Linked DNA regions of Homo sapiens: all the other regions are linked to region 4. The links are chromatin contacts, found by Hi-C or POLR2A ChIA-PET in ENCODE. All regions are on one chromosome and are shown on one strand. Each heading gives the region's core, a stretch centred on a gene start or an enhancer-like site at or near the end of the contact. The rest is flanking DNA. Distances are from core to core; before and after follow the strand shown.

Region 1 (3,358 bases), core at 467-2,966, 190 kb after region 4:
GACGTGGCTCACAGGAGAACATTACTTGGCCCAAAGGCAAGAGCATATCAGAAGCCTCTGTCTCCTGCGAGAAACCTGGGAAAAATCATCTGTAGGGTAACAGAAAACCAAAAACCTGGGAATTAAAGTAGACCTCTGAGACTGCCCAATCTGAGCCCCTCCAAACAAACAAGGAAACTGAGGCCCAGACTGGGAGCCAGCAGCAGCCAGCTGGCTGACACAGGGCTCCCCCTTCCCACCTGGCACTCCAGTCTCCACAGAAAGCCAGGGCTGCGTTAGTTCTGTACCAATGAATCATACCAAGGCGACAGTGACAGATAACTGCAAACACCCACGGTGCCATCCCCGCGCTGGCACACCACACAGCTTCCACTCAAAAAAAACGGAGTCCCTTTCTTCATTATAGTCATATAGCACACAAAAATCAATTCACCTTGTATTTTAAAACTCAATTTCCAAATAAAGCCTTCAGGTAGAGTCCTGTTTTCTTCTCAGGCACACCCAGCCTGGGACCAGAAGCCCCAGGTGGGGGTAGAGGGTGGGCCAAGAAGTCTAGCAGTCCTGCTGTGCCATATACAGGTGAGAGGCGTCCATGTGGGGCTTTAGCCACCGTGTGGGGTTCTTAACACATTTCCCGGACTTAAGGCCCTTCCTCCCAAATTCCAGCCCACCCAGGATTCAGCACGCAAGTGGAGGCCATCACTGAACCTCTGAAGCTCATCCTGCCCCAGGACGATGGGAAGATCCTGCAGACAGCCTGGGCCTGGGCCTCAGTTTGCTCATCTGTCAGGCTGAGGGGTTACTCTGGGTGATTTTCAGGGTGCCTTCTGGCTCTGTTGTTCTGTATGAATCAGCTTTCCAAACGGGTTCCTTCTGTGTAGGTTACAGAAACCCTGGCAACCAACTCGTCATCCCTTACCCTGGCCTTCCTGAAGGGGGAAGCAGGCCACCTCCCACCCCCTGGTCTATGTCTGGGACTTGGCAGCCAAAGTACATCCCAGAAGGTAGGCGCGACTGCTGCACCAAAGAGTGGACACCCCCATTCCCTTCTATCCAGTCCGGGGAAAGGGAATTAATACAGGGTGGTCCAGGGGAGGCAAAGGGGCGAACATTAGAGGGTCTCCCCGCCCTCAGGTTCCCAGGCCTGGCTTGGCACCGGGACTTCCTTGTCCCTCTGATCACCCATTCCAGGAGACCCGTGGGTGTCCAGGAAAAGCTCCTAGATCAGCGCCCCTCCATGGCCCTTCCCCAGCCCAGGACTTAGCCCTGTGGCCTCAGAAGAGGCAGTCAGCTCCCCGAGGGTCCTCCAGATCCCAGGGCCGGCTGCGCTGACCCTTGGTTTCCTTGGCCTTCCCCATGCGAGGGGAGGGAGGGTTCCCAAAAGAGAATCGCCCACGGAACCGCAGCCCGCGCGCAGTCACTCGGTAGCTCGGTGCCCTACACACGCTGCCTCACCTTTCGGACCTCAGGCTCCTGAGCTGCGAAGCGGGGGTTCGAGTCCCCAACCCTCGGTGTCACCGCAGTTCAAACGAGCGCACCCTGCGCGCGGCTCGACCACTCTCCACCTGGGACAGGGCCAAGGGCACACGCCCCCACGCCGGCGCCGTTTCAAGCCGAGGAGTCCAGCAGCCCAAGGAACTTCCGGCGGCGCCTCCGCTGCCCGAGCCGGCGCTGGGACCCCGACCTGCCCGAGGCCCGCGCGCCGGCGGCGGTTACGTAAGCCGCAGCGGGGCCGCGCCGCGCCACTTACCGCCGGCCGCGCCCGCGTCAGCCCGTCCGCCGGTCCCTCCGCCGACTCGCGGCTCTGTCCGCCCGGCCCCGCGCCCGCCGCCGCCGCCCACAGCTGCACGTATCCCCTCAGCGCCGCCGCCTCCGCCGCGGCCGAGTCGCCGCTGTCACATAGTGGAAAACGTGACCGCGCGCGCCGCGCCCGCCCCCGGCCTCCGCCATTGGCCGCGACTCCGTCTCATCTGCATACATGAGGGGCGGGGCCTACGAACGCCGCGCGCCCATTGGTGGCCGCGCCCGTCGCTCTTTTTACATAAGACGCACATGGAACTCCATGTTCACCTCGTCGGTTCCTCAATGGAGACGCGGCGCGTTCGTGCTACCCGTCGTCCTCCCTAGTGGTCTCATCCACTTCCGGCGTCGGCGCCTTCCATTCACTACGCCCTCAAGCCCGCCAGCTCGGGGAGCGCGGAGTGGCGCGTACCATTGCGGGCGGGGGAGCTGGGCGCGGGGCTCCTGCGCACCTCCGGCCGGCCTGGCAGACCCGGCGCGCCGAAGCCGGACGAGGGAGACCTCCACCTCCGGCCACCGGCCAGAGGCGCGCCCCCAGCGGCCAGGGCCGCGGGAAAGTCCGCGCGGCATGCTTCATTCACGCATTCACATTCATTCATTTACTCATTCACTCACTCATTCATCGCGGGGCCCCGGAGCAGCCCAGGAGAAGGTGGCAGCACCGCCCTGCAGCAGCTCCGGGGGCACGCCCACCCGGGCCTCTGAGGTGCCTGTGGTCGACACTTGTCCCGGCAGCTACCAAGTGACCTTTCTTATTTTTGAGACCACGTGTTGCAATTTTTGGTTCAGGAAATAGAGTCATTGTTACTCTGGGGAGGTACAAAAGAAAGAAATGATGTTGTCCCTGCCCCCAAGCGCATCACTAGGGAGAAAGGACTATCTCATAAAAAGGAAACTTAATCAAATGCTAAATTGGGCGATGTGGGCTATAAATTAACCAGAGCTATCCCCACAGGCTCCGTGAGAAAGGCAGCACTTCCAAGGCGGGTAAGATGGGCCCTGAGAAAGGGACGCCTTACAACGGTGCAAGCCGTAGAGACGCAGGAGCCAGGGGTAGGAGGTTGTCCTGGGAGACAGCGCGGGACCCTGCATCACCTTGTTTCGGTAAGCATTGTGTGGGGCATGTGGAGCCTCTAAACTTCCATTTAAAGTGTCAGGAGAAAGAGTACAATTTCCCCGGGTCTGGGTAGAAGCCTGAGACTTACAGGACAGGAAGGAGCTTTCAGGCTCCCACGCAGCAGGCTCTGAATGTGTAGGCTCTCATGGGGAAGGCGAGACTGTCCAAGAAGCTGGAGCCCGCAGCATCTCTCTTTACTCTTCTTGTTCTTCTTTACCTGGACTCACCTGGGGACCAGGGATGGGACAGAAGGAAAAGTTATGAACCCACATCAGGAATTCCTGAGTGTGATAACTCCTTCTCTTCTACTTGACAAGGTGTGTGTGCAACTTCTCAGATGCAAACCAGGGCAAATACCAAGTTCATCGGGGCAGCCCTTCCCACAGAAGCCCCGGGAGGCCTGCATGCTGTTCACACACTCAGTCAGGTGGCCCCTCCTCC
Region 2 (3,594 bases), core at 763-3,262, 160 kb after region 4:
AGCTGTCTGAGTGGGTGTGCCAGGACCAGGGTTCAGAGCCTATGTCCTCTGCAGGGGGCTCTCAGGCTGCTACCTGGGAGGAGGACATGCAGGCACCACACCCACCTGCAGCAGGAGCCGGTGGATCTGCTCTGTGAGCTCCTGAATGCTGGGGTGCAGGGCCTTCTCCTCTGTGCAGGGGTGGGCTGCAAACACGTCCTCATTCAAAGGGCCCCTGCGTGGTTTTAATTCATCTTGTTAGATGGGGCCCCACAGGAGGACCTCTCTGGCGTGACTGTATAGCCACTACATGCTGCCTGCCTGGGTGGGCCCTCTGCCTCTCCCCTGCAGCCCCCCAGGCTGCTGCCTGTCCACTCCCTACTCTGCTTGAATGAGGTCCCTCCCACTTGGGGGCAGAGGACAGGTCACCCCTGCCTAGCAGTCTGGGGCTCCAGATTGGTGGCAGGAAGCAAGGTTTCGGTCTTGGCCTCTCAGCCCCTCCCTATGCCATCTGTTGCTGGGAGGTGAGGACAGCCCGAGACCCCCGCCCAAGACCCCTGAGCCACCTCGGGCCCTTGGAGCACTCACACCCTGACTTTGTGCCTCCCAATGATGAAGGAGATTTTCCTGCTCCATGGGTTGATGAAGCTGGACCAGCTGGTGTCCAACGTGATGTACTCTCCGTTCCGGGCGCGAAACCGAATGGGAGAATAGTCGAAAGGCTGCCCGCCTGACTGCAGGACTAGGAGAGCAAAAGCCAGCATTCAGGGGAAAAGGGGAGCAAACAGGATTTATAGTAGAGAGAGACAAGTCAAGAGTCACTCAGGCCCAGGATCATTTGCAAACTGTAGGGGTATGAACACTTCTTCAAAGCCACTGCTTTCAACCTCCTGTTTTTGCTGTAGATTACCAGGAGGCTGTTTCCAGCAGGAGCTGTTTCATCCCATGTTTCACCTCTGCTAGTGTCACTTGCATCTATGAGGGCTGGGCTTGGTGAGGACATGCACTGTGCACTCCCCTGGCCTGGTGAGAACCTTCCTAGCCACAGATGAACTGGTCTCCCCTCCTCCCATGCGCCACTGAAGCCAACAGTAAACATAAGATGCTACGGACTCAGGCCACGGACTGAGAAACAACTGGCCACAAAGGAACTCACATGAGTTTACCCCTCTCTCTCGACTCCACTGGGCACTGCAGTGCCAGGAGGGAGGCGGCGAGGCGGGCGTCTACCACCTGCTTGTCCTTAGCTGATCTGACCTGTCAGAGCTAGACTGGTCCCAAGAAGCAGCCCCAAGGACACAGGAACTTCCGCCAAACACTTCAGGATGTACCATGAAAAGGGGACCTACTCTTTTTGTGGATGGCCAGCATCAAGGGCCTGTCACTAGGGTGGAGCTGCACGAGCACTGGGGTTTCAATCAGGTCCTGAGGTAGGTAGCCCAGGAGAGGGACCGCCCTGGAAGGCAAGCAGACACACGCTAGGATTGGCATCCAAACAGATGAGGAGATTGTCACTAAGAACCATCTTATTCCCTGGAAAGAGAAGATACACTCCAAACCCCACCCCCTCCCCCACCCCCGGAGATCAAAAGTTGGACTAACAGAACCAGCTAGACTTTTAATCAATAGCAAACGAAGGTTCACTGTCCAGGACGCTGAAGGAGGCTCCCTCTGCTGGGGCCTGAGTGCTTCAGCTCTGCGTTTCACCTCCCAAGAGATAAGTCATGATCATGCTTTTGTTTTCTTCCTTCCAGCATCTTTTTCTTTTTCAGTGTCATTCATTAGTTTGGCCACATGTGACCTGGCATGGATTTTTGCTTAACAAGTTTTGCCTGGGCCTCGGAAAACCCTTTGTATGTGCTTCTTTTCCAGCCTGGTCTCGTGTGACTTTGGCCTCAGCATCCAGTTGGTTTACTGTGGCTTCTTTGGAGTCTCGGTGGCTGGCTGGGCCTCTGCCCTTTGAGCTCATGCCTCCTCCCAGAGCTGTGGCTTTGCTCCATTGCAGGACGGAGCTGAACTTCAGCAGCACCTTCTGCTTCTGTTTGTGTCCAGCGCCCTCTGCCGGCTCCACCGACCATTTCTTCTCCCGATCTGCCTCTTAACACTTGTTGCATCCAAACCAATGTTTCCTCAAACTCTGCTGCTTGTGTAGAAGGATTTTCCCTGTGAATCTTTAGACCATGGTGCAGAACTTTCTCAAGGGCCTGGCGTTATTCTTTGATTTCCTCCTTCTTGTCTGAGGCTCTCTCTTCAGGCCTCATGTTTTCCTTTGGACAGGATATACAGAATGTTCCTGGCATCCGTCCCATCAAGGCCTTGCTGAAGGAGGAAGAAGAGGAAGGAAGAGGAGAGGAGTGGGGGAACAGGAAGGAAAAAGAGGGGGAGGAGGAAGAGGAGGGAGCAGAAAGGGGGTGGAGGGTGAAAAGAAGGAGGGGAGGAGGAGGGGGAGCCCTGGCTGTCCTTGGGCTTTGTGAGCCAGGCCACACACAAGGCTTCATCAAGGAGAGCTTGCAGGCTGTGGCCCATCATGCCAGGTGAACCTGTCTGCCAACCTCCCTGCACAGGGCTGAGCTGGACACCAAGTTGGCATGGGAGTGGGTTAGAGACAGTTCTCAGATCTCTGAAGGAAGAAAAGTCTCCAGAGGCTGCTTTACATATACGGCCCCAGGCCCTGCCCTCCAAGATCCTGGTTCCACAGGGCAGGGTGGTGTCCAGAAGCCTGCATCTGCAAACTGGCTCTGCCCCAGGCAGCCCCGCGGACACACCTGAGCCACCTGGAGCTGGAAGTGACGGATCCCTTTTTACCCATAGAGCCTCCCCAGGAAGCTGTGTGGCCCTGACTCCAAGGATGGGGGCCTGTGTCCCTGGGCCAAGAGTAGAGGAGGGAGAGGTCTTGATCCTCCAGCTTCTAGGTGACCTGGTTCATTTTAGGAACCCAGCACACTGGTGCTTCTTGGTCCACTTCCTGTGGTATCTTCTGAGGTCACTTTTCGGTGACTACTGCCAGTGGCCCACACATTTTTTTTCTTTCTATTTTTTTGAGACAGGGTCTTTTGCTGTGACCTAGGCTGGAGTGCAGTGGTGCAATCATAGCTCACCGTAGCCTTGAACTCCTAGGCTCAGTGATCCCCCTGCCTCAGCCTCTGAGTAGCTGGGACTACAGGTGCACACCACCACACCCAGCTAATTTTTATTTTATTTTGCAGAGACAGGGTCTTGCTACGTTTTGAACTCCTGGTTTCAAACAGGCTGGTTTCAGACTCCTGGCCTCAAGTGATGCTCCTATCTCAGCTTCTCAGAGTGCTAGGATTATAAGTGTGAGCCACTGCACCTAGCCGGCCCAAGTGTTTTTGGAGTCTTCATGCATTTGTGGAGGAGCTGGGAGAAGATGCATGGTGGGGGCAGAAGCCACTCAGAACATGGGTGCTCCCAAATCTCACTGGGACTGTTCGCACCTGCTACAGCACCCTGAGGGGGAGACCCAGAGAGAGGGACCCAAGTGGGGCTCTGAGGCATGGAGAAAATCCTGTCCCCTGGAGAAGCCTCTAGCACACAGGCTGGAAGATAGACTTCTGCTGGGATCCAGCCAATGGCATCTCCGGCTTCCACCCTGAC
Region 3 (3,723 bases), core at 550-3,049, 140 kb after region 4:
ACAGTAATGACACATCACTCAACAATACTTCAAGGGTAACTAACTCCAAAATTCTTTATTTAGTAAAATTGTCACATTTGATGTCAATGGAATACACAAACTCAAGTGTGCTACAAACAAGATGTACAGAGCATCACAGCTCTGGGCAGTGCAGCTCAGTGCACCTGCCTCTCATCTCCCCGCTGAAGTGGCAAGTTCAAGCTTTTGTTTAGCCCAGGGCTGCCTGGAACACTAGTGCCCAGCACCATTTCTGCCACCTCTGCCCCCAGAGCCCGCACAGGGCTGGTGAAGCCTGGGTGGGTGAACCTGGGAGAGCGCTGGCAGCTCTACAAAATTCTTCCTCCTGCCCGTAGCTCCCTCCCTCCACCCACTCCAGAGCTGCAGGGTCCCTAAAAGTTTCTTAAGAAACGGGGCTGGGGCCTGACTGGGCTGGTTACCAGGGGCTGCCCTGCAAGCCATCCATCAGAGGAGGGAGGGAAGACCTGGGAGACTTCCAGGGCCCTACCCCACCACATCTGAACCCCTGGGAGGAGGGAGGAGATCCAGGGAGGGCCGGGCCCACCCCCGCAGGACTCTGGCTGGCATTGGTCACCAAGGCCTCCAGACACTCCGGGCAATTTGGGCTGTGGTCAGGCTGCCCAGGGCTGCGGGCACCAAGTCGGGCCCCTCAGCAGGAGCCTGACTCAGTTCAGCCTCAGGGGCCTCCTCCAGGTCGGAGCACAGGTCGTCCCCAGGACCCGGGGGGCTGGGTATTGGGGATCCCGGAGCGCCCCCCGCAGGCCAGCCACTCCGTCCAGGGGCTCTAGGTGGCCCCGCCAGGGCGTCCCCCAGCAGATCCTGGAAGCTGCTGCCCTCACGCAGCGGCATGGACTCGAGCAGATGGTTCAGGAGCTCGGCAGCGACGGTAGCGTCGATGGCCTGGCACGTGGACACGAACGTGTGCACCTCGTGCATGCACTGGATGTAGCCGGCAGCGAAGCGCTCGCTCGCTTCCGCCTGCAGCTGCTCGCGCTCTGGGCCCGAGGGTGGGAGGGAGAGAGCCGCGTCCCGCGCGGTGAGCGGCGACTGCGTGGCCCAGCCCACCCGGCCCGCGGGGACGCGGCTCACCCAGGAGACGCGGGGGCGCACCCTGCTCCGGTGGGAGCCCTCGCCGCCGACAGGACAGGGGCGCCGGGAGGGAAGTCCTCCGTCTGGCAGGGGTTACAGGCGCCCGCGGCCGGCGCCCCCGCCCGCCCCGCCGCCACTCACCGCGCGCCCGGCCCCGCAGCACACCCTGGACCCGCCGCACCGTCAGCTCCAGCACTTCGGCGTTCTCCAGCTTGGCCTGCACCTGCGCGGGCGGGAAGGGCGGTGAGCCGGCAGCGCGCTCCCGGACCCGCCCGCCCGCCCCGCAGCCCCACGGCGCCTGCCCGGCCGCCGCACCTCGGCGCCCGCCAGCAGCAGCCGCAGCTCCTGCAGGCTCTCGTTGATCCGCGCGCGCCGCTTCTTCTCCACCAGGGGCTTCCGGGCCTGCGGGGAGCGGGGCACTGAATCCCAGCCCCGCACGGCCTCCCGCCCGCTTGCTCGCCCATGGCCCCGGCCCGCACCTTGCGGTCCCCTCGCGTCTCCCAGCCGTCCTCATCCTCACGGCCCACACGGTCCCGGCCAGGCGCCGCGGGTGGCGCCATGCCCGCTCCGCCGGGGACGCGGCAGGGGCTAGGAGCAGCGGGGACGGGGAGCGGCGGGGACCGGAGTGCCGGCGCCCTCCGCTGCCCCGCGGCCGCCCAGCAGCAGCCCAGCCGTCCGCGCTCCTCGCGGCTTCCGGCCCGCCGCGGTCCCGCCCCTTTTATAGCCGCTTATTTGCATCTCAATGCGCCGATTGGCCGCGCGGGCCCGGGGCGGCCGACCGCGAGGCGCGCTGCAGCCAATCGGGGCAGCGCGCTTTGTCCGGCCCAGCGGCTCTGGCGGTCGGGCAGCTGGCTGAGCTAGGCGGGGCCCCCAGCCCGGCCTTCCCTAGACCCCCGCGGGGGCGGCACCGGGGCGGCGACCCCGGGTAGCTGCGGCCCTGCCCGCGCTTGTTTCTCTCCGTCTGCTGCTCTAGGACCACTGATCTGCCGCGCGTGCGAGCAGGCGTCCACCCGTCCGTCCGTCCGTCCGTCCACTCATTCATTCACCCATTAATTCATTCATTTCCCTCCTTCGCCGATGGCGCCTCCAGAGTTGAGCGCTGGGGCCACTGGCCCCAGGAGATGCGTCCCTGGTGTGCAGAGCCACAGTCAAGTCCGCGGTCTCTGGACCTAGAGGGGTTTCAGGTCCCGGCTGGGGTGGCTGCCAAGCCCCGGGGAGGCAGGGTCCATTGGGCAGCGGTGGCGGGGCGGCCCCTGAGTTTCTTCCGGACTCGTCCAGACGCCGGGCCGGACCCCCGACGCCGCCCTCCGCCAGCACTGGAGTCCTAGTGGGGCGGGGTCCCGGGTGCTCCCGCCCGCGCCGCTCTCCCCCTGGGCTCTGCGGGTCACCAGCCCCGCCCCCCTCTGAGCTCCCCCATCTCCCTCTAGTCCCCTTTGGCCCCCGGGGCCCCCTCCCTCCCTTCCACTGCCCCCCGCCCGCCTCCCTCCTCCCCTCCTCGTCCTCCGCGCCCCGCCTCCCAGGCCCGCCGAAGCTGCCGTCTGGTCCTGTAACTTGATGCCCGTGACAGTTGGCAGCTGCGGCCGCTTCGGCGGAGAAAAGCGAGAAAAGCGGCGGCCGCGCCAAGAGCGACAGGTGTTGGCCGCGCCTTTGTCTCGCACCCTTTGTCCGGCGGGCAGGCGGCGGGCGCTTGTCCCGGCCAGACGCCCGCGACTCCCCCATCGCGGCGGGCCGCCCATCTGCTGGGTTCCTCTTGGCCGCGGGCGGGGTGCGTGGGCGGTGGGGCCGCGCCCTCGGGCAGCGTCCTGGGGACCCCTGCCCGGCTCCTGCCCCGGCGTCAGTCCAGACGCTGTGTGGAGGAGCCGGAACGGGAGACGCCTTCTCGGACCCCAGCCGGCCGACTACCAGCCTGCCCCGCACAGCACCTGCCTTCCTCAGTCCCCACTACTCACCCGGGCTGGGATCGTCAGGGTCTGTTCTGAGCCCCTCCAGGCTATAAGCGTCCCTGGACAAGGGCACAGTCTGACCTAGGACCCCCTGTCCACCTCCCCGCACCCCCAGCAGAGCCTGGCCTCACAGAAGCGCTGGTAGGTAGGGAAGGTGAGGGGTGGCCCTGGCAGGATGGGCTGGAAGGCCGCGTGGGAGGGGAACATCACGGGACCGCAGCAGCTGAGCGGAGCGGCAGGACTAGGCTGCAGACCGACCGCCCCACTGCCCCTAGAGAGGTCTGACAGGCCTCCCATGGCCCCTTTACTTGCGCCTCTCCACCAGAGGGACCCCTGCAGGCTTCCTGCTGGGTGAGTTTGGTGAGAGGTTTGAAAGCTCCCAAAGTCACCTCACTGACCTCTGTAATTACCTGGGACCCCCTCCCGCTGGCTCCCAACTGTCCCTGCTCTGGCTCTTGGTTGCTCTATGAGCAGGGTCCTGAGACTTCCCCCAGCCCAGCATCACTCACCTGGGTGTGAAACTACCGCTTTACTTCACACACTCCCCACCTGCCCAGTAGTGGGGCTGGCAGGGTGGGGCTGGAGTGGTGGATCCCAAGGAAGTGGATTATTAGCCTGTGACTTTACTCTCCTTCACCACTTAGACATCACCCCAGGGAAGGAGAACCTCCAC
Region 4 (3,645 bases), core at 549-3,048:
CCCAGGACACCAACGCCGCATAGGACTGCCCACATGGGACCGCCCACATAGGACCGCCCACATAGGACCGCCCACATGGGACCGCCCACATGGGACCGCCCACATGGGACCGCCCACATAGAACCGTCCTCCAGTGGTGAAGCGGAAACACTTAGCTTTATCCACCCTCCCCACTGGGAACTGGGCACGCCTGTTGTGAGTGCCCTTTCCTGGAAGGTGTTTTTATCTGGAAGATAGAATCCAAGTATTTATAACTCATTGTCAGCCAAATGCTATCATGAACGTAGGAAACTTGATTTTTTTGTTTTGATCATGGCCTCTACATGCACCTTTCCAGAGTGGTCTCTTCTCAGGCCCTTTTTAGTCCCTTTCCAAAGCTGCCCCCACCACCCTGCTCCTCTGGCCTCAGTGCACAGTGGCCCCCAGCCTCGGCCAGGCCTGCTCTGCTCAGCGCCCACCGCCCACCACCCCTCCTGCTTCCCCGAGCCTGACCCTGTTCCGCCCACTGGCAATCAGGGCTGCGCACTTCCCTGTCCACGGTCCCCAGGCCTTCCTGTCTTGTCCCTTTTGATCATTATTAACTCAGGGTTTCAGCTCCAACCTCGCTGAGTTGGTGCAGCTCCAGGTCATTCCTGGGGTGGGAATCGGATCATCCCTGACTCAGCTTTTACCTTAATTTTATTTGCAGAGGATTCTTTTCTCAAAATGCTCTGGCATTTGGACACACATCACATGTCGATATTTGCATAGGAGTCATTTTCAGTGGAATAACATTTTTAATGTGTGGTTTTACGGTTCAAGGAACTACTTGATGATTTTGAGGAAACACTTGCCAGAAACTAAATTAACGAATAAAAGATTTCAGTGCCCGACTTGGGGATCCTGTGGTTTCTCTAGTGGGCACTGCGCTTGGGCACAAAGTCATCTGACAGAGCCTGTCGGGGGGAAGCCAGGGGTGCAGCAGCCCCCAGGTCACCATTGTGTGATGATGCGTTAGCCCAGAAATCCAGCTTGAGGCTGTGTCTCCGGAAGCCCCTACAAATGTAATGGGTCCCCCATCTGCAGCTTCCCATTGCTGCCAGGAAGAGGCTGTGGTGGTCCTGACTTCCCTAAAGAAGAACTATGGATTGTCCAGAACAATCTGGAAAGGGGTTAAATGTACTTGGGCCCTTGGGGCTGCAGCCCAGAGACTTGGTCCGTGTAGTTGGAGAGGGGGCCGAGGCAGGGGCTGACACCTTCTCGCCTCAGAGGCCTGGACACACCCAAGTCAGGGTCCTGAGCCCATTGCAGGCCCCGTGGAGCCACTGTGTCCCCAGAGATTCCTAGGAGCCTCCAGGGCCGAGGGCCGGGACCCAGAGGCGGGGCGCTCAGCTCTGTGGGTGTCAACACAGCCAAACATGTAGACCTACTGGGCACCCTTTACTTCAGACACACTGTGGTGGCGGCTGGGGGTCTGCCCTTCTGTGAGAGTTGGGGGAACTGTCTCCCAGGCCACTCGGGGCTCCTGTGAGAAGCTCAGTGGCGTGTATCCTCAGCCCTCGCTCCACAGATGAAGTTCCTGCCATCTGGACAGATCTGAGCAGCCTCAGGGCCAGCCTCCTTTCTCTGCTGGCCATACCCAGCCCTGACCTAGCCTGGTGTGGGCCTTTCCCTGTGCCCTGTACTCCATCCTCCCAGCTCCAGGCACCTGGCACCCTCACACTGTGGGAGTGGCTTGGGCAGGTCCTCAAGGCCTGTCCCCCCACCCGACCCCACCCCACCGCCTCCCATCTGCCCTGTGGCAGCTTATCGGGTAACCAGAGCCGGCAGCTTCATCCACGTCTGAAACAGGAAGCCCCAGCCTGTGCATGAGTCGCCACTGAGAGCCCGGGCCAGAGGATGGAGAAGCAGCGGGCACTCGTGGCCGCCAAGGATGGGGATGTGGCGACGTTGGAGCGGCTGCTGGAGGCTGGCGCCCTGGGCCCGGGCATCACCGATGCTCTGGGGGCCGGCCTGGTTCACCACGCCACCCGGGCTGGCCACCTGGACTGCGTCAAGTTCTTGGTGCAGCGGGCCCAGCTGCCCGGCAACCAGCGGGCCCACAACGGGGCCACCCCAGCGCATGACGCCGCTGCCACGGGCAGCCTGGCCGAGCTGTGCTGGCTGGTCCGCGAGGGGGGCTGCGGTCTGCAGGTGAGCGGGGATGGGGCAGCCTGGCTCCACGAAGCTGGCTGGGGTGGAACCAGGGAGGTGTGAGCCACGGAGGATCAGAGTACTGGCCACCCCGGGCTCCATGGCCCTGGGCCCTTTGTTTCTCTTGGGGACTCAGTCAGTGGTTACCGTCTCTGCCCCACGCCTCTCAGAGCACAAAGGCTTGAGAGCCAAGAACACCTCCTAAATTTTCTTATCACCTTCCCTGCCAGGAAGCTGGGCGTTGCCAGTGGGGGTCTTGCCAGATATCAGGACCCCTGTCTCTGATCAGGCCTGGTCCACAGGGCCTGCCTCCCAAAGGGTCTAGAAAGGGATCCTTACAGAAGCACTGTGGGAACTTGGGCTTGAGAGCTGGGAGCCTAGCCCTGGGGGACGGGAGTTAGGGCTGCTGATGGTGATCGTCTTGTCCGGATCGTTTCTACTGGGCCCCCCTCCCCTATCCTGCCTGCCCAGTCCCCTTTGTGCAGGCGAGGCCCTTAGAGCTGTCGCTCAGCCCTGTGGAGCTTTCAGGGCTGAGGGTGAGCAGGACTGACCGGCCTTAGAACGCCGCCGCCCAGAGGTCAGAGTTGAGGTGGGGGCCGGTGGGGCCTGCTTAGACTGCGGAGCGGGAAGGTTCCCCAGCACCTGGCTCGCCAGAGCACCTGAGAGTCCCGGCCCAGCATCCTGTTCCTGTCGGCCCTTCCGCCAAACCCAAGGGCAGCAGGCGGGAGCTGTGCCTGCCTGGGGATCCATTCTGACAGGGCCCTTGGAGAAGGCCCAGGTCTGCTGGACCCCTGACACCTGTGGTAGGAACGCTCCCTGGCCCCGGGACCCTGTGGCCAGCGGGAGGGCACTGGGGCAGGGGACCAGCCAGAGGTAGGTGTCCTGGGAAGCCTTTCTGACCATGAGCAGAGTGGGCAGGTGTCTGCGGGCACCCGACTGCGTGGGAAAGGGCCTTCTCCACACTGGGGACGGGCCCAGGAGAGGGCAGGGTTGCCAGAGGTGGCCTCCCAAGACCTGGACCTGAGTCCTGGCCCTCCTCTCACCTCAGTCCCAGCAGGGAGCACCTCCCTCCATGTTGCAGGCAGAAACGGAGGGAAGGAGGAAGGAGCTGGAAGCCCCTTCACTGGGTTGCAGGCAGTGTGAGCCCTCGCCCAGGGCCCACCTCCGGCAGCTGGCTCTGACCTCACGGCCTACCCCCCACTCACTGACCTACCCGGGGCTTGGTAGGACCAAGATGCCTCGGGCGTCTCCCCGCTGCACCTGGCCGCCCGTTTTGGACACCCAGTGCTGGTGGAGTGGCTGCTCCACGAGGGCCACTCGGCCACGCTAGAGACCCGGGAGGGAGCCCGGCCGCTGCACCACGCTGCCGTCAGTGGGGACCTGACCTGCCTCAAGCTCCTGACAGCCGCGCATGGCAGGTAAGGAGCCCAAAGTCCCGCCTGGGGGGGCAGCCTGGGGCGAGCTGGCCAAGGG
Region 5 (3,783 bases), core at 708-3,207, 200 kb before region 4:
ACTCAGCCTCCCAAGTAGCCAGGACTATAGGCACACACCACCACTCCTGGCTAACTTTTAAACTTTGTGTAGAGATGGGGGAGTCTCTCTGTGTTGCCCAGACTGGTCTGGAACTCCTGGGCTCAAGCGATCCTCCTGTTTTGGCCTCTCAAAGTGCTGGGGTTGCAGGCGTGAGCCACTGCACCCAGCCTCTTAGACTTTTGGACAGCAGAGGGGCCAGGCCTTTAAATGTCCTGGGGGTGTGATGTGCTGTCCGTGGGGATGGTGGGGTCACCTGCCCCAGCCTCAGTGGGTCCCTCTTTTACATGCCTGCAGCTCACCGGATGCTCCCGTGTGGCACTCAGCTATCATGAGGTGTGCATCCGTCCAGGTGGACCCCAGAGCCCCGCATGCAACCACGGGCCCCGCCTGGGCCTCAGCCTCCATCCCAGGAATGGGAGAACCAGCTTCACTTCAGGCCAGGAAAGAGGGAGACTGAAAGAGCAGATGACATGGGACAGGACAGAGCCTGAGGCCCAGACAGGCCATGAGCGAGGGGAGGTGAGAATAAGGCCACAGGTGGTCCCGTGTCTGCCTTCCCTGCTCAACGTGCAGAGAGGGCTGGCCATTTTCTCCGGCTTCATCAGCATGCTCTACAGTCACTGCGAGTGTTGCAGGAGGAATTGTGGCCTCCTCCACAGCAGCGAGAACACTGAGCCCCGTTTCATCTGTCTTCCTCCTGTTTCCTTGAACCCTCCCAAGATTCTTTCTTTGGTGCGTTATTCATGTTGTTCCTTTTCCTGCAAGAGAGAGGCCTTTGTCCTCCTTGTTCAGCAAGCACCTAGTCAGTGGTAAAGTGCAATATTTAGCTGGTAACAAAGGTGTGGAATGGAATTGGCTTCCATGATTTGGCGAAGTATTTGCAAGAAGCCTATGGTGAGGCTTCTTGTTTACAGATCCACGTGTCTTAGTGGAAACCTCAGAAACACATGCTCTCGTGGATGCTGTCATTCTTCTTTTTTTGTTTGTTTTGGTTTTTTGGGGGGGGGTTTTGTTTTTTGTTTGTTTGTTTGTTTTTTGAGATGGGGTCTCGCTCTTTCTCCCAGGCTGGAGTGCAGTGGTGCAACCTCAGCTCACTGCAACCTCCACCTCCCGAGTTCAAGCCATTCTCCTGCCTCAGCCTCCTGAGTAGATGGGACCACAGGCGTGCACCACCACGCCCAGCTAATTTTTGTATTTTTAGTAGAGACTGGGTTTCACCATGTTGGCCAGGCTGGTCTCAAACTCCTGACCTCAGGTGATCCACCCTCCTCAGCCTCCCACAGTGCTGGGATTGCAGGCGGGAACCACTGTGCCTGGCCAGATGCTGTAATTCTTTGGAAAGGGATGGAGTTGGCATTTCCCCTTATGCTGTTGGGAAAATGGCTTTGCTAAGATGTCAGAAGTCCCTGTTAATACAACTTAAATAGATAAACCATAGTCAGAGCCTGGGGAAAATTCCTGTTTAACATATTCATTTGCATGCAGTGATGACACTTATTTCAAAGCATTCCTGTCTCAGCAATGCAGTAGGTCAAATGTGTAGGCATCCCTGGGCTGGCACAGGTACATAGGACTTCTAATGCTTGGCCTTTTCCCTAGTTTGATTGTACTCTCTGACCAGCCTGATTTAGGAAGGGTTTGATAGTACAATATCCGTCTTTCCCTCACGCGTGCTGCCAGTCCCAGGGGGATGGGAGCAGCCACTCACCCGTAGGAGTTCCAGGTGTGCACAGCTGGCTCAGAGCCTGCTGGCCCAGCACACATTTCCCAGGCCAGCACAGTGTGCTGAAGTGCTTTTCATCAAACAGTTAACAAGACTTCCTTATACATTTCCCCAGTGTCAAGAAAAACAAAAGGTGCCCAGTTCTCTGCTGCCTCCAGCAGTGCTGGGCAGAAGTGAGACAGGAAGCCAGGCTCCCGAGCTCACACACGCAGACGTAGGTGGGAAGCTACACTGCGTGGGCTTTCACATCCCCAGGGCCCGGGCTGAGGCCTCTTAAAGACAAGCTGGCCCTGTGCTTGCTCCACACCTGACGCACGCCAGGCCAGGCCACAGCGTGGCTCTCTGTCAACAGAGGAAGTGGCGCAGTAAGTGGCCAGCCCCTCCCTGCTTTGGAAAGGTCCCGCTATTCACAGAATCCTGGGTGTGAGCCCTGACACCAAAGGCAGAAACCACAAGGGAGAAGCCAGCCCTGGCTGCCTAAATGCGAAATAAGCCTGTTGCTGGCTGCCACGAAAATGCCACTGTGTTCCAGTCCTAAATGGGGTGCATGCTATTGGTTTGAGACAGTGATTTTTTTTTTTTCTTTGAGACTGGGTCACACTCTGTCACCCATGCTGGAGTGCAGTGGCATGATCTCCGCTCGCTGCAACCTCCGCCTCCCGGGTTCAAGCAATTCTCCTGCCTCAGCCTCCTGAGTAGCTGGGACTACAGGCACACGCTGCCACACCCAGCTAATTTTTTGTATTTTAGTAGAGATGGGGTTTCACCGTGTTGCCCAGGCTGGTCGCGAACTCCTGACCTCAGGTGACCCGCCCGCCTCGGCCTCCCAAAGTGCTGAGATTACAGGCGTGAGCCACTGCACCTGGCCGAGAGAGAGATTTTTATCACATGAAGAAAATAGCTTCTTTCTGTGTTTTCAAGGTTGTGGCTTTTTTAAAATCAGAAAAGAATATTGAGTTTTCTCAAATGCCTTCTCAATGCGTATTAAAATGACGGTACATTTTTTTCCCATGGTGTATTAAAGTGTGATTTTGTAGTAACAGGTTTAAAGCATTCCTGAAATTAGCCCTCCTTTAAATAAAATATGCTATGTGGCTAGATGAAGTTTGTTAGCATTGGGTAGGGGACTTGAGTGTCTATTTATAGGTGGAAGCGAAGGGCATCTGTTCCGTCCGTGTGCGCATGCGTTGAGACGCATGTCATGCCATCTCAAGAGGCTTGGGATCAGGGTTTGTTAACTTTTTTAAATGAACTGGGAAGCTGCACATCTTTTTCTTTCACTTTAAGAATTTGCAGTGGCTCACGCCTCCCACACCTGTAATCCCAGCACTTTGGAAGGCCGAGGTGGGAGGATCGCTTGAGCCCAGGAGTTTGAGACCAGCCTGAGCAACATAGTGAGAACCTGTCTCAATTAAAAAGAAAAAAAAAGAATTTGAAAGAACTGCCTGGGATCTAGTGCCTTTTGAAACAGCAATTCTTTAATAACATTTGCCATTTTTCTTCTTGGAATTCCTCCTTTTTAAGTCGATATTTGATAGTTTATAATTTAACCAAAAAGTATCCCAATTCACTGAGGATTTTCCAATTTTTAACAAACCTTTTTTACGTATTAATCTCTTATACTTCTTCTTTTTCTTTTCTGTTTTTTGTTTTTTGTTTATTTGTTTGTTTGTTTAGGACAGTGTCTGGCTCTGTCGCCCAGGCTGGAGTGCAGTGGCACGATCTCGACTCACTGCAACCTCTGCCTCCTGGGTTCACGGCATTCTCGTGCCTCAGCCACTCAAGTTAACTGGGACTACAGGTGTGTGCCACCATGCCTGGCTAATTTTGATATTTTCAGCAGAGATGGGGTTTCGCCATGCTGCCCCGGCTGGTCTTGAACTCCTGAGCTCAAGTGATCTGCCCACCTCGGCCTCCCAAAGTGGTGGTATTACAGGCGTGAGCCACCGCACCTGGCCTATATTGCTTCTAATAATTATTGATGGACAAATTATGTGCCATTTGGAGAGATTTATTTTGTTCTTTTTAAAAAATATCTT

The links. Hi-C counts contacts between places; a loop is a spot of excess contacts on that map. ChIA-PET counts read pairs that join two places held with the same protein, here RNA polymerase II (POLR2A). Pooled maps may share reads with other maps.
Region 1: a map of B cell shows a loop between it and region 4 (19-fold over the local background). The contact joins the promoter of PER2 here to the promoter of ESPNL in region 4. A Hi-C loop is called at or near these places in 1 of 168 maps with a recorded cell type or tissue (B cell), 4 of 37 single-sample maps with no recorded cell type and 5 of 50 pooled maps.
Region 2: a loop to region 4 is called in a pooled map, with 2.4 times the contacts of the local background. The contact joins the enhancer-like site here to the promoter of ESPNL in region 4. A Hi-C loop is called at or near these places in 2 of 37 single-sample maps with no recorded cell type and 4 of 50 pooled maps. POLR2A ChIA-PET finds 5 or more read pairs at or near these places in 3 of 52 experiments (PC-9, activated CD8-positive, alpha-beta memory T cell and common myeloid progenitor, CD34-positive).
Region 3: a loop to region 4 is called in a pooled map, with 3 times the contacts of the local background. The contact joins the promoter of HES6 here to the promoter of ESPNL in region 4. A Hi-C loop is called at or near these places in 1 of 168 maps with a recorded cell type or tissue (OCI-LY7), 7 of 37 single-sample maps with no recorded cell type and 6 of 50 pooled maps. POLR2A ChIA-PET finds 5 or more read pairs at or near these places in 3 of 52 experiments (H1, OCI-LY7 and PC-9).
Region 5: a loop to region 4 is called in a pooled map, with 2.0 times the contacts of the local background. The contact joins the enhancer-like site here to the promoter of ESPNL in region 4. A Hi-C loop is called at or near these places in 4 of 37 single-sample maps with no recorded cell type and 2 of 50 pooled maps. POLR2A ChIA-PET finds 5 or more read pairs at or near these places in 2 of 52 experiments (GM12878 and activated B cell).

The regions. Positions count from the first base shown.
Region 1 is chr2:238,286,894-238,290,251 of GRCh38, forward strand. PER2 (period circadian regulator 2) reads right to left here and starts at 1,717. Exons shown (of 23, transcript NM_022817.3): 1 at 1,456-1,717. It overlaps LOC112268433 (a long non-coding RNA gene), which reads left to right and starts at 976. Exons shown (of 3, transcript XR_002959458.2): 1 at 976-1,004. RefSeq lists enhancers at 655-1,177, 1,262-2,156, 3,231-3,280 and silencers at 1,705-1,854, 2,195-2,464.
Region 2 is chr2:238,261,624-238,265,217 of GRCh38, forward strand. PER2 (period circadian regulator 2) reads right to left here. Exons shown (of 23, transcript NM_022817.3): 10 at 1,329-1,435; 11 at 568-721; 12 at 106-214. Among named protein-coding and RNA genes, the nearest start is that of HES6, 23 kb to the left of the region's middle. RefSeq lists an enhancer at 2,160-2,660. Within about 2 kb of position 2,013, at least 23 of the 41 ENCODE cell types and tissues checked have a DNase peak (open chromatin) inside an H3K27ac peak, as active enhancers do.
Region 3 is chr2:238,238,239-238,241,961 of GRCh38, forward strand. It overlaps HES6 (hes family bHLH transcription factor 6), which reads right to left and starts at 1,800. Exons shown (of 4, transcript NM_018645.6): 1 at 1,587-1,800; 2 at 1,423-1,509; 3 at 1,249-1,330; 4 at 29-1,013. The coding sequence starts at 1,667. The coding sequence ends at 589. RefSeq lists enhancers at 231-799, 2,700-3,205, 3,206-3,711 and a silencer at 1,523-2,042.
Region 4 is chr2:238,098,542-238,102,186 of GRCh38, forward strand. ESPNL (espin like) reads left to right here and starts at 1,799. Exons shown (of 9, transcript NM_194312.4): 1 at 1,799-2,172; 2 at 3,400-3,590. The coding sequence starts at 1,879. SCLY (selenocysteine lyase) reads left to right here. Exons shown (of 12, transcript NM_016510.7): 12 at 1-872. It overlaps UBE2F-SCLY (UBE2F-SCLY readthrough (NMD candidate)), which reads left to right. Exons shown (of 19, transcript NR_037904.1): 19 at 1-872. RefSeq lists enhancers at 1-312, 1-241.
Region 5 is chr2:237,896,759-237,900,541 of GRCh38, forward strand. The region is part of intron 2 of RAMP1 (receptor activity modifying protein 1); the gene reads left to right. Among named protein-coding and RNA genes, the nearest start is that of RAMP1, 39 kb to the left of the region's middle. RefSeq lists enhancers at 1-2,197, 2,165-2,214, 2,295-2,404. Within about 2 kb of position 1,958, at least 29 of the 41 ENCODE cell types and tissues checked have a DNase peak (open chromatin) inside an H3K27ac peak, as active enhancers do; they include GM12878, where a contact is called at or near this core.